2 separate regions of the Homo sapiens genome follow, and region 2 is linked to region 1. A link is a loop called in an ENCODE intact Hi-C map of the cell type or tissue named here. Cell type or tissue: ovary. All regions are shown on one strand. Links, peaks and the distances in the headings refer to the core of each region. The heading gives the core; the rest is flanking DNA.

Region 1 (8,874 bases), core at 522-8,521:
TACCTGATTTCATGGAACTCACATTCTAGGGGTGGTTTGTGTATATATGAGAACAGTAACTAGAAAAAAATAATGAACAAGGTATTTTATGTAACGATAAGAGCTATGAAGAAAATCAGACATGACGATTTTCAGCTAGAGCTACCCAAAGCATGATCTTTGAGTCAACAACAACATATGAGCAATCAGTTTGTTAAAAATGCAGAATCTCAGAAGACGGCCTAGACCTACTGATTCAGAATCATCATTGTAACAGGATCCCCTTGTCATTTCTTTGCATGCTAATGTTTGAGAAGCACTGAGCTAGACAGTGGGAAATGGAAGGTTTCTCTGCCTAGGTGACATCTGAGCTGAGACTTGAATGAAGAAAAGCTGTCCATGTAAAGATCTGGGAGCAGAAGGATCCAGGCAGAGGAAATGGAAAGTACAAGGGGCTGGATGAGAGAACAAGCTTGGCTTGTTCGCAAAACAGAGAGACCCGTGTCTTCATCATGGAGCACCTCTTCTCCTCTCTCCTTACCTGGTTAGTCCTCACCCAGCTGTCAGACCTCAGCCTAGACCTCACTTCCTCTGGGAGCCTTCCCCGACCCTCAAACACCCTTCCTGTCCAGCCCCACCCACCCAATTCTAGTCCAGCATGAGAGTGGTCTGGCTGTTTTCCTCCCCAGCATGCCTGTGATCTTAGTACTGAATAGGTGGTATGTAATTTTGTTTAATGACAATTCAAATGAAAGTGAGAAATCTAGAAAGACGGAAGAGGCAGGCTATAGAAGCAGTTCATACCACATCTTTGTTTATGGGCAACGTTGGTAACTCTTGAAACCTTGTAGCCATAGCCTGGGCAGAAGCACCCCAGCCTCCTCTCTGTGGAGTCTTCGCACACTCCCTTTCTTTTGACCCTCATTGCTCTGAGATCTGTGGTCAGACACTCTGTAAATATTTCCTTTCAAGCAAGGATTCAGGGTGCAGCAGAGCTTATGGGCTGCTAGAAAGGCCATGCTATTGAATAAGCTACAATGCAATATGCTGGATGCAATCAGGTAGTGGAGAACAAGTAACTGTTGGAGCTCAGAGAAGGGCTGGGCACCAAATTCTGGAGAGATTTAGGAGGTTCCACTGGAGCTGGCTCTTAAGAGAGGAAGAAGAATTTTTTAAGTTCAAGGGGGTGGTGGCAAGGTGGCAGTAATTGGTGGTGAGGGTGATGGAGGGCAGTGATGGTGGTGGTGGTGGTGATGCTGGCTTTGAATGACGTGGGTGGCGATGATGGGAGATGGTGATGGTGGTGGTGATGACAGTGATGGTGGAAGTGGGTGGGAGTGGTGAAAAGGGTGATGGCATCAGTGGCCAGGTTGCTGTGGTGATGGTAGCAGTCATGGTAATCATGGTGATGGTGAAGTGTATTCTAGACGGAGGTCGCAGCATGCCCACGAACGTAAAGTCATGAAAGATCTCTTTAAGTCTAAAAACATGGTAGGGTGGCCACAGATGGACAGGTTGGAGCCAGATGTAAAGGCCTTGTGGGCCAAGACGAACTCATTTTCATTAAAGTTGAAGTAGGTAATGAGCTTGAAGAGAACTGGCTGCACTGTGAGGGAGGAAGTGATGTTTCCTGTTATAATTACCTTTCTCGTTTTATTTATTTTTAAGATAGAGTCTCACTCTGTTGCCCAGGCTGGAGTGCAATGGCGAGATCTCAGCTCACCGCAACCTCTGCCTCCCGGATTCAAGCTATTCTCCTGCCTCAGCCTCCTGAGTAGCTGGGACTACAGGTGTGTGCCACCACGCCCGACTAGCTTTGGTAGAGACGGGGTTTCACCATGTTGGCCAGGCTGATCTCGAACTCCTGACTTCAGGTGATCTGCCCACCTTGACCTCCCAAAGTGCTGGGATTACAGGTGTGAACCACCATGCCCGGCCCCTTTCTCGTTTTATAATTGTCCAGTGGGACACCAATAGGGAAGGGTCAAAGGAATGTATGGAATATACACAAATCTACTTCTCCTTAAATCCAGCATCCTAGAAACTGGAAGAATTTCCCCTTTGGGGCAAAGTAATATTGAAATTATTCAAGAAAGATATTTAGTTATCTCCTTTGTGTGTTTTCATCTACTCAGTCATTCATTAATTTCTTTACTCATTCAAAATGTTTTTATTGAATACTTGCAAAGTTCAATGCACAGGGTATGATGGCCAAAAAAACAAATAAATGACATATTCAGCCCTCAAGGAGATTACAATCTAGTGGAAATACAGGGATAGGACTGGGCAGAGTGCACAGCATTGAGAGAGTCCTGTGTGCTGAGCCTGACTTTGCAGACCAGGGCAGCTCATTAACTTCTTCATTTGTCACTTTCTTCCTGAGTCTTTATTGTGTTCATGCTGTGTTAAAGAATAAGAAGATAAGCAAAATAGTTCTTGCCCTAAGAAGCAAGACGTCTACAGTCTAAGGAGGAAATGTCTCCCGACCTCTTTACTCCTCATCTATATTATTTATATATTTGTGTATAGGGGGAGGTTGACCAGAAGATTTTTAAGGTCCTTTACAAATTTAATATTTTATGACAAGGAGATTCAAGATTTGTAGAGAGCACCTTCATTTTATATATAAACCCAAGTTAAAGTCTATATTTTATGCTAACTTTGCTAGATGCTCTAAAAGTACAGACCTCCCCTCCCCATCCCCCACCTCCTCACACAGAGTAAGTTATTTTGAATCCTTGTAAAATCTTATGGTGGATTTATGTGGGGTTGGTAGTCAGTTTTCAAACCTAGGTGCAGGGCGCATGGGCATCCGAGGGAATTTCAGGATCCTGAAGGACGTGGTTTGGGACGTAGTCACGTAATGAAAGAGCTGGTTGTTCTGTGTTCATGCTAGGGAATGTGGTTTGAGTGGCTGTGGGAACTTCAACTTTGTGACTTTCTGTGTAACTGAAATCTCAACCCCCAAGTGTGTCGCAGTGACTTCTCTGACACAGCACATGTAACTCAGCTCTCTCCTGATGTCTGTTTTTCTTGCTCTCAGGAGAAGAAATGGCCTAAACAATCTTCATTGGCCAGCAGTTGAAAAAATATTTGTTTTGGTTTTGTTGAGCACTTTCCCTGTTGAAACATGAACATTTTGAGGGGAGGGGAGATCCCCATTGTGTACGTTTGATTCATTTATCCTTAGCAAATCAATTGTTTCAAGTAGAGCCTTTATGTCCAAGAAGGCTATAGAAAGCTTTACTGCCCTTTTCCTTTCAAACAGGAAGTTGCATTTGGCCAAAAGTAAACAAATGTGAACCCGGGAAGGTTTGTTTAGTGTCTAATGCTGACTTCAGGACCTGAGAATGGAGTCTGTGCTTGGCAAAAATGCCTTCTCTGGGATCTGTCTGGGCCAAAATATTCTCTGCTTATGACCTGGCCTTTGTGCTCTGGTAAACATCCTCCTCTTACCAGCCCCCAGAAATTCACTGCCAAAGGCCACAGGCAGTTTTGCTTGCTTATCAGAAATATTCTAAAGGTGATGGCAACTTGGAAACATACTTTCAGCAGGACTTAGCTTTCTGGAGAGTGGCCACTGTGAAAATGGCCTGTAGCTTGGAAATCTCAGGGGGTGTGAATGTAATTTGACATTCTTTGTGCACAGGCATGGGCTAGCCCCTCTGGGTGAAGAAGCTTTCAGGAAAGTGACTGTTACTACTCAGCTAACAATGTAGTGCTGAGCACTTTGCAGGACCGAGCTCACGAAAGTCTCACACAAGTCCTAGGAGGAAGGTGCTATTATTATCTCCAGTATACAGATGAGAGAACTAAGGCTTGAGAAGGCCATGAAACTTGGCCCAAGCTCACACAACTAGTCAAGTGTCAGAGCCCTCAGCTCTCTCTGCCTTCTGATTTAGAGATTTTAATTAGTGCAAGTTCAATATCTAAACTCTAGGAAGTTGCTAAGTATTTGGGGTAGAACCACATGATTCAGGTGATGATCAGTGTATGACACTTTACTATGACAGGCCAAAGAATTGAGTAAGTAGCATTTAAAGTTTTTACTGAATGGGATTAATGTCTTGTTCCAGGAAGGATTGAAGGCAGCTGATATAAACTGGGCAATATGTGAGTAGGTAGAGATGGTGAGCTCCAGAGGAATTTGGGATGATTCTCAGAGGAGGGACTCTGGTTGGGCCTTGAAGGATGAGTGGGAATTAGGTAAGTAAAGAACATTTCAGATTTGGGGAATCAGAATCAACTCTCTTTTAGGAGGCTTGCATTTGAAGCTACTCCATGAAAATGTTCTAAGTACACACAGTGACCTTTCTTGGGCTATGCTCCTACACTTGCTGAGCTCTTATATTCTTGAGAGATGTTTTATCAGCCTAAGCATGCAAAGAAACATGTGACCTGTGAAGTAATCCTTCACCAAGAGCACGTGCCAAAGCTGGTCAATATTGGGCCAGAAATTCTCCCCATCCCACCCCACCCTGCCCTGTCATTAACCAATTCTCCCCACATCCTAGTGTCACTAGTCTTTTCATGGTTCTGAAAACATGTTATTGCTTAAGTGCATTTCTCTACCATACTTTACAGACATTATCACTAGTCCTCACAACTGCTCTAATAAGGTAAATGACATTAGGCCCATTTTACAGTGGAGGAAACTGAGACTGAGAGGTGTTAAGAACTTTGCCCAAGTCATACAACTTCTTGGTGGTGGAAGCAACTAATTCATGGAAGAAACAGATCTGATGCCAAAGCCCGTGTTCTCTCTACTCTACCACATACTCTCCTTAGAACCGAATGAAGACTCCCCAGGCAGTTTTTGCTAGTATTCTGGATTTGTTTAAAAATCCTCGTAAGATGTTAACAACTTTAAGTCCTGTGGTGGTATGGGGGACCTGAACACCTGGGTGCATTTTCTTTTATTTACTCTAACAGGGACACAGACCTCTGGCTTCTTTCATAGAAACCCCCCTTTTTGAAATGTCTCTGTTTTGTTCATTCAGGAGAACAGATCAGCATCTCTCATGCAAGGCCTGGCTCTGTGCCCATCTCACTTTTGCAATGAATTTAGCAACATCTGCTTTGCCCATTAAAGTGATTTTTCTCTTCCTGGCCCTGAGCCTGTATGCTTGCTGCAATTGATTACTAGCAATTTCCTTCCCAAACCAGAGAGTTCAGTGAACTCTAAATTGAATTGTTGCTCACTGGTCTCCTTTGGACCAATTGCATATGGCTTACGTGCAAAATGGTCAAGCCACTCAGTTCCCGAATCTATAGGCTGATGATTCTGGTTAAACGTGGGAGAGGACCTGATGAGTGACATTTCCCATTTTTGCACACAGTGGCCTAGGACTGTGGTCACTTCTGTGTTTCTCAATTTCAGGTGGGGGGAGGGGATGAAGCCACCTTGCTTACAGCAAGGCTGTTGAAGTACACACCCTCTTTCCTTTCAGTCATATTGCAGCACCAATGGCCTCAGATGTAGTTGCCTGGAAACCTTGTTTCAGAGACATCTGAGAAACATATATCTAGCTCCAGAAGTGGCTTAGAAAGACCTCAGGAAGATGCATATCACTGTACTCTTTTGAAGGCAGCAGTGGGTCCCTTTAAGTGGTTCAGGCAGCTTTTTAAGATAAAGCAACGCCCAAAGTGATGCTGAGCCTGTATACCTGGCCTGCTGCTCCATCTTGATTGGCGGATATCTAGTTATCCTTTGAGATGTAGTCTGAGTGTTACCTCTCAGGGAGTCTGCCCATGTCTCACTCAGCCCTGTATTCCCAATATCTAGCACAGTGAGTACATGTAGTGCACCCTCAGTGAAAGGACAAATGAGTGAAGGATGCTGCTCTTCTCGTGAGAAGATTTTAAACTGGTACTTTGCTCTGAGCTGTCCTTGAAGTGTCTCTCCTTCCCCACAGCCATGATAGCTTTACACAGGGACAGTGAGGAGTTGTTGGTTATTTAGAGAAGTGAAAGTCAGGAGTCTCCTCTGCCACATAGTCCTAAAAAAAAAAAACAACAAAAAACCCAAAACAAAGGAACTTATTACTGACCAAATTACTTCCATATATCAGGGAGGTTAATTTAAAGCTAGGAATCTATAAATAAGAAAAAGGTAGCATAAATGACTAACATCAAATAGTATTGACAATTGCTGGAAATCATTTGAGTCATTGCACATTCTGTCTCTTTGAGCAGACATTCCCCGTTTCCACCACAATTGCTGACTGCATACCTACCAGTATCAGCAGCCACTTCTGAAATGATTATCGCAGACGAGACTGCAAATATCCTATTCTTGCAGAACTCTGTCACAAACATCTTTAGCATCGAGCTTGGGGCTTTCTGCCTTTATTTCTGGAAGAGATCTCATTTATAGTATTACTATAGTGGAAAAAGATGAGAAAAAGCAGAGTATTCCGAAAAGCATGGCTCAGCTTGAAACTATGCGATCCATACCTCTTAACCAATGGGAGCTGCAACTCCAAAGTGTTTAGGGAGTCCTAGGGTTTTTAGCTTCTAGAAAGGCCTTAGGTCTTTATTTCTTCATTTAATCCCTGCACATTGGCAGGTGGCCCCTGTAGACCTACAGAGGAAATGGGCTAGTGAACTTCAAGGGAAACTTAGCTGGGCTTCATATGGCGATATGAAGTTAGGGAAAAGACATTCAGCATTTTTTTTCTAGCTTTGAGAACCTAACAGGAAAAAGGCTGGGGAAATATTCCAATTGTCTACTCTTGGACTTTACTATCCGTTTATCAGATGCAATTAAACTGGGTATCTTTCCTTTCTCCAGTCCCTGGCAGTAGAGAGGAAAGACCTCAGCCCCCCATGTAATGAAAGGAGATGGTCTGTGCTTAGTCATGCTGTTTCAGTTCTGCTGCCTGTCACCCTGGTAGCTGGGATTAAAATACATCCTTCCCCTTTCCAGAGTTTCTTGCTCAAACTGAACAGGACTTTTCCAAGAGAAATGGATCACTCTAAGGTTCAACTCCTCAGGCCCAGGCTCCGTCCAAAATTCCAGGTTGAACAAATCATTAAGGATAGGTATATGTTACAATCTACCCAGCGCTAACTAAACCTCCTCCACCATCAGATCGCCACCACTGCCATCAAAATGGCAGTTCACATAAAATTAATGCTGATCATGTGCCAGACGCTGCATAAGCACTTAACATATGCGATTTCATATGTGATCATCAGACAGCTCCATAAGGTAGGTTTTATAATCACTTTATACAAATAGAGAAACTGAAGGTCTTAAAATTTAATTTTTTTTTTTTAGGCAACAAGTGTTCATTGAGAGTGTGGGGCATGGTGCGAAATTCTGGGGACAGCACAGTCCCCCTGGGCTCTCAGTGAAAGCACATTGAAACTCGTGTGCTGCAACAGGTTACAGAGGAAGTCTTTGAGCGCTTCATGTGTAGCGGGTTTAATTCTTCTTTTTTCTTGATTTTCACACGCCCCTGCACTTCCTGCTCTTTCCTGGGCCTGGAAGCGGAAGTACTGAAATACTGAGACAAACTGTTCTTATGGTTTTTAGAGGTTGGTCAAAACCAGGAAGGACAAGACATCAGAAGGCTGGTTCTCTCTGGGTTTTCTCTGAGTAGGGGATAAGAGCTGGGTCTTGGGTCCCTTGACCATGTTTTTATTCTTCCTTTGAATTGGTTGGGCTCGGCAAAGTCAGTCAAGAACTTGATCTTAGCTGCAGCTGCATTGTTCAATGACAGGCTGATTATTGTGTTTTCAACTTCATTTTTCATCGATAACTGAAAGGATATGTCTTTAGTGGAAGGTGATGCTCATATTGATTTTGTGACTTCAGATTGGTATATGCACTGATTTATTTATCCAACAAATATTTATCAAGCATCTACTTGCATGTCCTTCATGAAAAGCCCTGATAGAGCTTATATTCCAATGGAGGAAAGAAAGTAAACAAAACAGTTAAATATGCAGCATGTGAGAAGATGAAATTACTATGGCGGAAATTAAAGTGAAGGGAGGATGGGGAATGTTTGGCTGGCAGGTATTGCAATTTTCATAGGGTTGTTAGGGAAGGCCTCAGGAAGAAGGTAATAGCCGAATGAAGATCTAAAGGAGTTGAGGGAGCAAGCTATGTGGATATGGGGGAAGAGGGCTCTAAGCAGAGAAAACAGCAAGTGCAAATGTCCTGAGGCTGGAAGCTGCCTGGTGTGCCTCAGGAACAGCAAGGTGGCCAGTATGGCTGGAGCACCATCAGGAAGGGGGAGAGAGGAAGGACCTATAGTCAGAGGAAATGGGGTCATATTGTGTCATGAGAATCCTGAGAACAGAGGAAGTCCATGAGGTTGTTCTGTGAGTGAGACAGGGAGCCTCTGGAAGGTTTTAGCAAAGAAGGGTTGTGATCTGACAAAGTAATGTTGAATTAGTTATTTTTGCAGAAGCACTGATGCCTCCTGCTGACACTGACTTGTGCATGAGAAGCAAGAGATAATGAATTTGAGATTTGATTGAGCCTCCTGACCCTCTGTGGGTACCACTCCCATTTAAGTGGAGGCCAGGAAGGCTCGGAGAGTTTTAGTGACTTCCTCATGCCATTAGCCATACAAGTAGTAAGTGGATGAGGTAGGTAAGGTAAGCGACATAGTTTAAGAATGCCTTATGGCTGTGCTCCTTCTAGAGGCTCAAGGAGAGAGCCCGTGTCCTTGCCTTGTATTGTGTTCAGAGGCTACCCACATTTCTTGGCTGTGGTCCTCTTCCTTCATCTCTAAAGCTAGCGGTATCACATCCCTATGACCCTTCTTCCTTTGTCAAGTCTCTTTCTCTGACCTTAGCTGGAAAACATTCTCCACTTTTAAGGGTTCATATGATTAAGCTGGGCCCACCCAGATAATCCAGAGTAATTTTCTCTTCTCA
Region 2 (8,874 bases), core at 315-8,314, 69 kb before region 1:
TCAACAAGAAGCCACAGCTATTTTAATTGTGGGTGCAGCTGATAACAGGGCTTTAAATATATTAAACAAAAGCTAAAGACCTGAAAGTACACATAGAAAACACTACAGTTATAGTTGGAGATTGTATTTGTAAATATAAAGTTAACTAAAATTAGGCAAAATTAATTTAATTTTCATTTATTTTGAATGTGTATTTCATTCATGGTTTAAAATCAGAAGGATATCTAGTGAAAGTCTTAACTACACTGTCACACATTTCTTAGCCAGTTCTCATTGAAAACAACCACTGTGACCATTTTTAAAATATTGCCTTAAGATATTTTACGTATATGTAAAAAATTTTATTCTTTTTCTTTGCTTTCTTTTTTTGACAGAGTCTCACTCTGTTGCCCAGGCTGGAGTGCAGTGGCGCGATCTCGATTCACTGCATCCTTCGCCTCACAGGTTCAAATGATTCTTGTGTCTCGGCCTCCTGAGTAGCTGGGATTACAGGCACGTGCAACCACACCCGGCTAATTTTTGTATTTTCAGTAGAGATGGGGTTTCACCATGTTGGCCAGGCTGGTCTTGAACTCCTGACCTCAAGTGATCTGCCCGCCTCGGCCTCCCAAAGTTCTGGGATTACAGGTGTAAGCCACTGCACCCGGCCCTCTTTTTTTTCTTTTTTAAAATTCAAATGGTAGCACACTATTCACATTTCAGAACTCCATTTTATTTTACCACTTATTAATGTTTTGATTCCATGACTGGTACATAAAACTCTAAGTAAGTTTTAGGGCTTGTCACTTTCTGCATAGCTCTGTGAATTCTTCTTTTGTATGCAATTGTGCATGCTATGGTTTGAAATTTTTAAACACGTTTCAGTGCCCCAGGGAGAGTGTATTCATTTTTTTTTAATTGAGATGTAATTCACACACTGTAACATTCACCTTTTTAAAGTGTACACTCGTGGTTTTTTGCTATACTCAGAAAGTGGTGCAGTCACCACCCCTTTCTTTTCCAAAGCATTTTCATCACTGTATCCACTAGCAATCATTCTCCATTTCCCTTTCCCCTATACTCTGAAACCAGTAATCTACTTTATGTCTCTACAGATTTGTTTTCTCTGGACAATTCATACAAATGGAGTCATATGATAATAGCCTTTTGTGTCTAGCTTCTTCACTTAGTATAATATTTTCAAGTTTCATCTATGTTGAATAACTTCATTCCTTTCTGTGGCTAAATATTTCATTTTGTGACTATATCATATTTTGTTTGTATTAAAATTTTAAACATTCTTCTTAACAATATACATCCTTGTATAATTCAATCAATACAGGACCAGGTGGCACTATCTAGTATACATTACAATAGAAGCCCCCTTAGGTTGTGAATTTGAAAAGGCCTATTTTCAATATATTACAATTTGATACTTTTTATAGGGATATTTAGACATGAGTTAAACACACTTAGGAGAATCAAGAAACCTTGCCACAGGTTTCTGGGAAAGATGGCAGTTTACATATAAGTTTCTGAAGCTTTTCTCAGAACTGGAAATGGCCAAGAGACTTTCAAAAAAACAAAATGCTCCCAACTAATTTGTTTTGAAACCAGGGAATGTTGCCAACCACATTCCACAAAATTCAAAGAATTTCTATTAGTTATGGTGCAATGAGCCCGGACTGAAGAGACAGAGAAAGGAAATCCTGGAAACCTAACTGGAACCCCTTAATTTAGAGAGAGGCTGAGGCAGAGTGGGAGATGTGGCTGTAAGAGCATAGCTTATACTGGGCCGGGCGCGGTGGCTCTCGCCTCTAATCCCAGCACTTTGGGAGGCCAAGGCGGGCAGATCACGAGGTCAAGAGATCGAGACCATCCTGGCCAACCAACATGGTGAAACCCCGTCTCTACTAAAAATACAAACATTAGCTAGGCGTAGTGGCGCACGTCTGTAGTCCCAGCTACTCGGGAGGCTGAGGCTGGAGAATCGCTTGAACCCGGGAGGCGGAGGTTGCAGTGAGCCGAGATCGCGCCACTGTACTCCAGCCTGGGCGACAGAGCGAGATTCTGTCTCAAAACAAAACAAAACAGCAAAACAAAAAAGAGTACAGCTTATAGTAACAAACAGTAAATTGAGTATTTTCTTTGATTCGTCTTCTCAGTAACTTAGGGCTTCACTTCAAGGAAAAGAAGGACTTTCCCAAACAGAACTATCAGTGCTCACTTTCCCACCAAGAGAAAGGGAATCTGTATCAAATGGTGGGTGTACCAAGAGCGACTATCAAACCAAAGAGCAATGGACATGGGAATCTACCTTCCTATGAGACAGGGTGAAATATAGAAGTCAAATAATAAAGATTATTTCCTCTTCCTCACCTGATCCCAGGCAGGCCTGGCCTCAGCTCTCTCCAATATTCTTTAGATTTCTTTTAGAACAGTTATGAGAAGACCATACATCATCAGCCCTCCAAATGGATCTAAGAGGCGATTTTTAAGTGGTGCCTAGGATTAATAAGGAGGCTCAGGAGAATACATACACACTATTTAGGGTAAGTATTCCAGTCCTGTGTTTACCTCCATATTTCTAAATAATATGTCAATACTCTCTTTGCTTTTTAACTTTAGAGATTATATTGGCTTCTCATTTTGGTAGTTGCTGTTTAGCACACATATCTCCCAAGCCCCAACTCTTATCCCTTTTTAATCCTCTGGAATAGTTATATCACTGTTTCTACTTAAATCACTATTAAATATTTTTATTAATGGACTAAATTAATACTGCTGTCAGCTTGGCCAAGCAGTGTACTGATTGTTTCTTTTTCTTATTCAACTTTCTGTTTTTCCTGTACATAGTAATTGCCTGATTTATTTTCATTTGTTCATTTCCTTGTACCTTGCAGCCTTTGCTAATTTTTCTTCCTTCTTTCAGTATGATGTCTGACATGGTCAAATCTGGCAGGAATCTATCCATTTCATTTATTTTTCTGAAGACCATCCTGTGATCTTCACTGATTACCCTCTAGGCCTGCTATCCAGCTGTCATTCTGGGACTTTCCTTTGCTTTTCTCCTGTGTTAGGTTCCCTATTTCCTGCCTATTGTATCCTCTTTCTTAGTTTAATCCCTATTTTCAGTGATGCTTATAATTCTGGAGCTTCCTGAGAAAAGGTGCAGAGGAAGTTAATTTTGGGGGTGACTTTGCATGCCTGAAAATATGTTTTTTTTTTTTTTTTTTTTTTCTAATTCCTGTAATCCCAGCACTTTGGGAGGCCAAGGTGGGTGGATCACCTGAGGTCAGGAGTTCAAGACCAGCATGGCCAACATGGCGAAACCCCATCTCTACTAAAAATACAAAAATTAGCTGGTGCTAATTACAGGCGAGCACCTGTAATCCCAGTTACTAGGAAGGCTGAGGCATGAGAATTGCTTAATCCTGGGAGGTGGAGGTTGCAGTGAGCCGAGATCGCACCACTGCACTCTAGCCTGGGTGAAAGAGACTCTGCCTAAAAAAAAAAAAAGATGTTTTTTTCTATTCTTATACCTATTTAAGAGTTTTAGTTAGGTACTGACTTGCAAGTGGCAGCTCATTTACTCATTTACCCTCAGAATTTAGAATACGTGTTCAATTTATCTTCCCTAGGTATATTTAGAAAATACTTAAATCGCAAATATTAGGTACCAGACACTGTTCTGCACGCTTATAAATACGAACCTACCTTATCCTCATAACAACACTATCATTACTCACAGAGTATAGAGTCAGGATTCAAACCCAGCAGCCAGGTTTCCAACCTTTCCCCTATGCTGCCACCTCTGATATAGCTGTTGTAAAGCCAAATACCATTTGGATTTCTGTCATTTCTATGGGACCTGTTTTTCTGTCTGGAAGCTTTTAGGATCTTCTTTTCATTTTTGATGTTCTAAAATTTTATGATAATGTGTCCTAGGGATCTTTTAATATTCATTGTGTGTAATTGTGGATCCTTTTAATTTATAGTTTTATGTCTTTTAATTCTGGGAATTAAGTGTGTGTATATAAAATAATTTCCCTCCCATTATTTTCTCTGTTCTTCTTCCTTTCTGGAACTCATCTTCTGGATTGATCCTGTTTTTTTCATCAGAGCTGCTGGCATTCATTACCACTCAGATGTGCCTACTAACATAGGCTTCATCAGAGGCTGGACTGATAATTTGATTGCAAAAAGCTTTCTCTTTTTTTTCTAAATTCTGGGAGGAAGTTTTCTGTATTATTATTAACAAGTCCTTAATTTCAAAGAAAAGTGAGGGATTTTCTTGGTTTGTATCTTCCAATTGCTCTATTGATTTTTAAAAAGTCATTGCAGTTGTATTTTTATTTCCAAGATCTCTTTCTTGTTCTCTGAATTTTTCTGTCTTTTTTTTTCTTTTTCTTTTTCTTTTTTTTTTTTTTTGAGACAGAGTCTCACTCTGTTGCTAGGATGGAGTGCAGTGGTGTGATCTCGACTCACTGCAACCTCTGCCTCCCGGGTTTGAGCGATTCTCCTGCTTCAGCCTTCCGAGCAGCTGGGACTACAGGTGTGCACCACCATGCCCAGCTTATTTTTGTATTTTTTAGTAGAGACGGGGTTTCACCATGTTGGCCAGGATGGTCTCAATCTCTTGACCTCATGATCTGTCTGCCTCGCCTCCCAACGCTTGTTGGGATTACAGGTGTGAGCCTCTGTGCCTGGCCGAACTTTTCTTTTATGTGGCTTCCTGTTGCTGATTTATACACACAATATATTCTTATCATTCTGAGAGGAGTAATTACAGTGTTTTAAATTTCAAGAGTTCTTCAGCTTTTATACTTTTTTTCCTCTTCAAGTTCCTTTTTACAGTTTGTTTGAATCTCTATTTTTATATTACTGTAAATGTCTGGAAATACTTGGTTGTCCATTCATATTGTGGCGCAAGAGATCCAAAATCCCAAGGCTCAATTTTCCATTTTTCTCCCTTTTTTATAGTACTGGATAACTCCATTTTCTGTGTCTTTTCAGGGTTAGGCAGAGTCAATCAACTTTCTTCTCATCAGTATCTCTCTGCAAGCACTTGTTTCACTTTCTACTGTTCCTATAGGTAGTTACTATCCTTCCACCTCTTTTCATCTTCATATTTTTGTTGGCTACAAATGTCTCTAGCATTCATTAAAGTTGGAATTTGTGTTTCTGTTCTCATTCTCTTTGTTGTTTGAAGGAGATTTCTGAGAGAAGTGTGTAGAAGTATCTTCATTTTGCCATTTTAAATGAAAGTCGACCACTGTTCTTGAAACACCTTTCTTTCTTGGCTTCTGTGACTCCACAGTCTTTGGGTCCTCCTTACATCTCTTCCTTCTCTACTACATGTCTAAACTTTGGAGTCCCTTAGGTTGTGGTGTTTGGCTACCTACTCATCTCCCTCTATACTTCTACCCAAGGTGCTCCAATCCATTCATGTTAAATACCTCTGTATCCTGATGACTTCTCAAGTTTCTATTTCCATCTACTATTTCTCCACAGAGTCTCCATGTTATCTATTTTTCACATGCATCTCAAGCTTAACATGTCCAAAACTGAATTCTTGATTTTCAGCCCTAACCCTGTTCTTCCCCTAGTCTTTCACATCTCAGTAAACAGCAGCACCGTCCACCTGGTTGTTCAAGCCAAAGGCCTAATATTTTTTTCTCCTTATTTAACAACCTTCTCTCCACCACATTTAATCCAATCCATTTAATCTAAGATTCTTATTCCAAAGTATAACTTTAGTCTTTCTCTCTTAATTCAAACTGCTATAATTTCTTACTGGGATTACTGACAAACCTTCCTAATTGGCCCTTGCTTCTCCTTTTTTCTTTCAACCCCATTCTTCAGATAGCAGTCCTAATAAACTTGAAGCATCGATCAGACCATGTCAGTCCTTTCCCCTAAAGATCCTAATAACTTCTCCTGGCATTTCCAAGAATGTCCAAGCTTGTACAACACTGGGAATGACCTGGTTTTTTCCAACCTCTTTATCTCCTGCAGAGTGATTAGGGTGGAGAGGAACTGGAGTGTTTCTGACCTCAGAGCTTTGCATGTGCTGGTATTTTTACCTTGTTCATTGTATTTTTTTTGAGACAGAGTCTTGCTCTGTCTCCCAGGCTAGAGTGCACTGATGTGGTCTTGGCTCGCTGCAACTTCTGCCTCCTGGGTTCAAGCAATTCCTGTGCCTCAGCCTCCTGAGTAGCTGAAATTACAGGTGTGCACCACCACGTCCGGCTAATTTTTTGTATTTTTAGTAGAGATGGCTTTCATCACGTTGGCTAGGCTGGTCTCGAACTCCTGACCTCAGGTGATCTGCCCACCCCAGCCTCCCAAAGTGCTGGGATTACAGGCATGAGCCACTGCACCTGGCCTAAATTTTATCTTAAATGGTACTTCTCAAGAGGTCTAGGGAATCACCCAAACAAAAGAGGTTCCCCAAAGTATTCTTTCTGATAGGACTCCCTTTTTCTTAAATGACTTTCCCCAGTTCACATTGGATATTTCTTTGCTTACTTGTTTAAAGATTTTTCACACTAGAAGATGAAACTGCAGGCTAGTGCTAAGATTTTTTTCTTTACCTTTATCTCAATAAATATATTTTGAAAATTATTTTATTTATCTATTTAAGATGGGATCTTGCTCTGTCACCCAGGCTGGAGTTCAGTGGCGTGATCACAGCTCACTGTGGCCTCCAACTCCTGTGTTCAAGCAATCTTCTCACCTTAGCCTCCCGAGTAGCTGGGACCATAGGTGCACGCCACCACACTAGGCTAATATTTTATTTTTAGAAGTGGTTTCAACTGTATTGCCCAGGCTGGTCTCGAACTCCTGTACTCAAGGGATCCTCCTGCCTCAGCCTCCCAAATTGCTGAGATTACAGGCATGTGCCGCTGCAACCCGTCTTATTTTTTAAATTAAATGAATGATTTCTAAAGTAAACAACAATGAAACGAAACAAAACAAAAAATGGGATATATAAAATATTCTGCCACATAAAAGTAGAAGATTACCATAGCATTCCCCAAACCAAAGGCTGAACATACTCCAGAAAAGACAGTTCAGTTTTAGGGAGCATTTGCTTAGAAATTTCAGGATACTTAAACAAATTATGATTTCTTTGAATAAGCGATAGAAGATGTTATGGTAAGACAACAGAATGAGAATAAAAAAGAAATGTAAGACTAAAATGTAAGGGAACAAGTAAGACCACAACAGACATTATAATGGCATATGAAGCAATGAAGAGTGGAATTACCACTGCAGAGAATCAAGCCAGTTAAATGAGATAAGTATAAGAAGCTTTGTAAGAACATAGAGGAAATAGGCAAGAAGACTAGAGAGTTAGAAGGAATATAAAAGATACAGGAGACAAATAATAATGGTGTAGCATGTGGATAATTGGTGATCCCAAAAGGGAGAGAACAAATAAAACAAAGATGTTTCTGAAAAAAACAATGATCCAGATATGCCTGTGGCTAATGTATAATTAATGACAAAATGAACAACACCTAGAATTGTCTTGGTGACGTTCTTGCCTTTAAAGTTTTATGGAATTATTCATTCAAAATTTAAATATAAGTAAATAAAACCTCTTGAAGTGAGAAATCATGGTATGGAAGGGCTAGTGACAGTAATAAGCCTTGAAACTATTCAATTTAGAACAGGGTACATAAAACTATGATAAACATCGTATATTAGGCCACTCTTGTGTTGCCATAAAGAAATGCCTGAGACTGGGTAGTTTATAAGCAAAGAGGTTTAATTGGCTCATGGTTCTGTGGGCTATCCAGGAAGCATGCTGCTGGTATCTGCTCTGCTTCTGGGGAAGCCTCAGGAAGCTTACAATTATGGCAGATGGTGAAGCAGGAGCAGGCACATCACATGGCACAAGCAAGAGCAGGAGAGAGAGAGTTGTGTGGGGGAGGTGCCACAACTTTTCAGTGACCAAATCTCATGAGAACTCACTATCATGAAGACAGTATCAAGCCATAAGGGATTTGTCCCCATGATCCAAATACCTTCCACCAGGCCCCACCTCCAACACTGGGGATTACAATTCAACATGAGATTTGGGTGGGGACAAATATCCAAACTATACCACATGGTTACCTAAAAGATTGCAAAAGTCACATTATTAAAAACTGCAGGTCAATATCCCTGATGAACTTCAATGCAAAAATATTCAATAAAGTACTGGCAGACTGAATCTAGCAGCTCATCAAAAGGCTTATCCACTACAATCCAGTTGGCTTCATACCCAGATGCAAGGCTGGTTCAATATATAAAAATCAATAAATGTAATTCATCACATAAACAGCACTAAAGACAAAAACCACATGATTATCTCAATAGACACAGAAAAAGCCTTCAATAAAATTCAACATCCCTTCATGTTAAAAACTTTCAGTAAACTAGGTATTGATGGAACATACCTACAAATAAGAAGAGCCATTCATGACAGACCTACAGCCAATATCATACGGAATGGGAAAAAGCTGGAAGCATTCCTCTTGAAAACCGGCACAAGACAGGATATCCTCTCTCACCACTCCTATTCAACATAGTATTGGAAGTTCTGGCCAGGGCAATCAGACAAGAGAAAGAAATAAAACGTATTCAAATAGGAAGAGAGGAAATCAAACTATCTCTGTTTGCAGATGACATAATCTTATATCTAGAAAACCCCATCATCTTAGCCCCAAAACTTCTTAAGCTAATAATCAACATCAGCAAAGTCTCAGCATAGAAAATCAATGTGCAAAAATCACAGGCATTCCTATACACCAACAATAGACAAGCAGAGAGCCAAATCATGAATGAACTTCCATTCTCATTAGATACAAAGAGAATAGAATACCTAGGAATACAGCTAACAAG

What was found. Hi-C counts contacts between places; a loop is a spot of excess contacts. Peaks named below come from ENCODE experiments on the same cell type or tissue, not always from the same donor. Only the 100,000 strongest peaks of a DNase experiment are listed, where the experiment ranks them.
Region 2: a loop joins it to region 1, with 2.1 times the contacts of the local background. A loop is called at or near these places in 2 of 110 quality-filtered maps.

Annotation. Positions count from the first base shown.
Region 1 is chr10:88,059,662-88,068,535 of GRCh38, forward strand. No RefSeq gene overlaps it. Among named protein-coding and RNA genes, the nearest start is that of PTEN, 200 kb to the left of the region's middle. RefSeq lists an enhancer at 2,761-2,820. In ovary, for the core only: no CTCF peak of the experiment used is centred there; a DNase peak (open chromatin) is centred at 5,024; H3K27ac peaks cover 1,171 bases.
Region 2 is chr10:87,990,530-87,999,403 of GRCh38, forward strand. It overlaps LOC124900295 (small nucleolar RNA SNORD74), which reads right to left and starts at 4,166; the gene lies at 4,089-4,166. In ovary, for the core only: no CTCF peak of the experiment used is centred there; no DNase peak of the experiment used is centred there.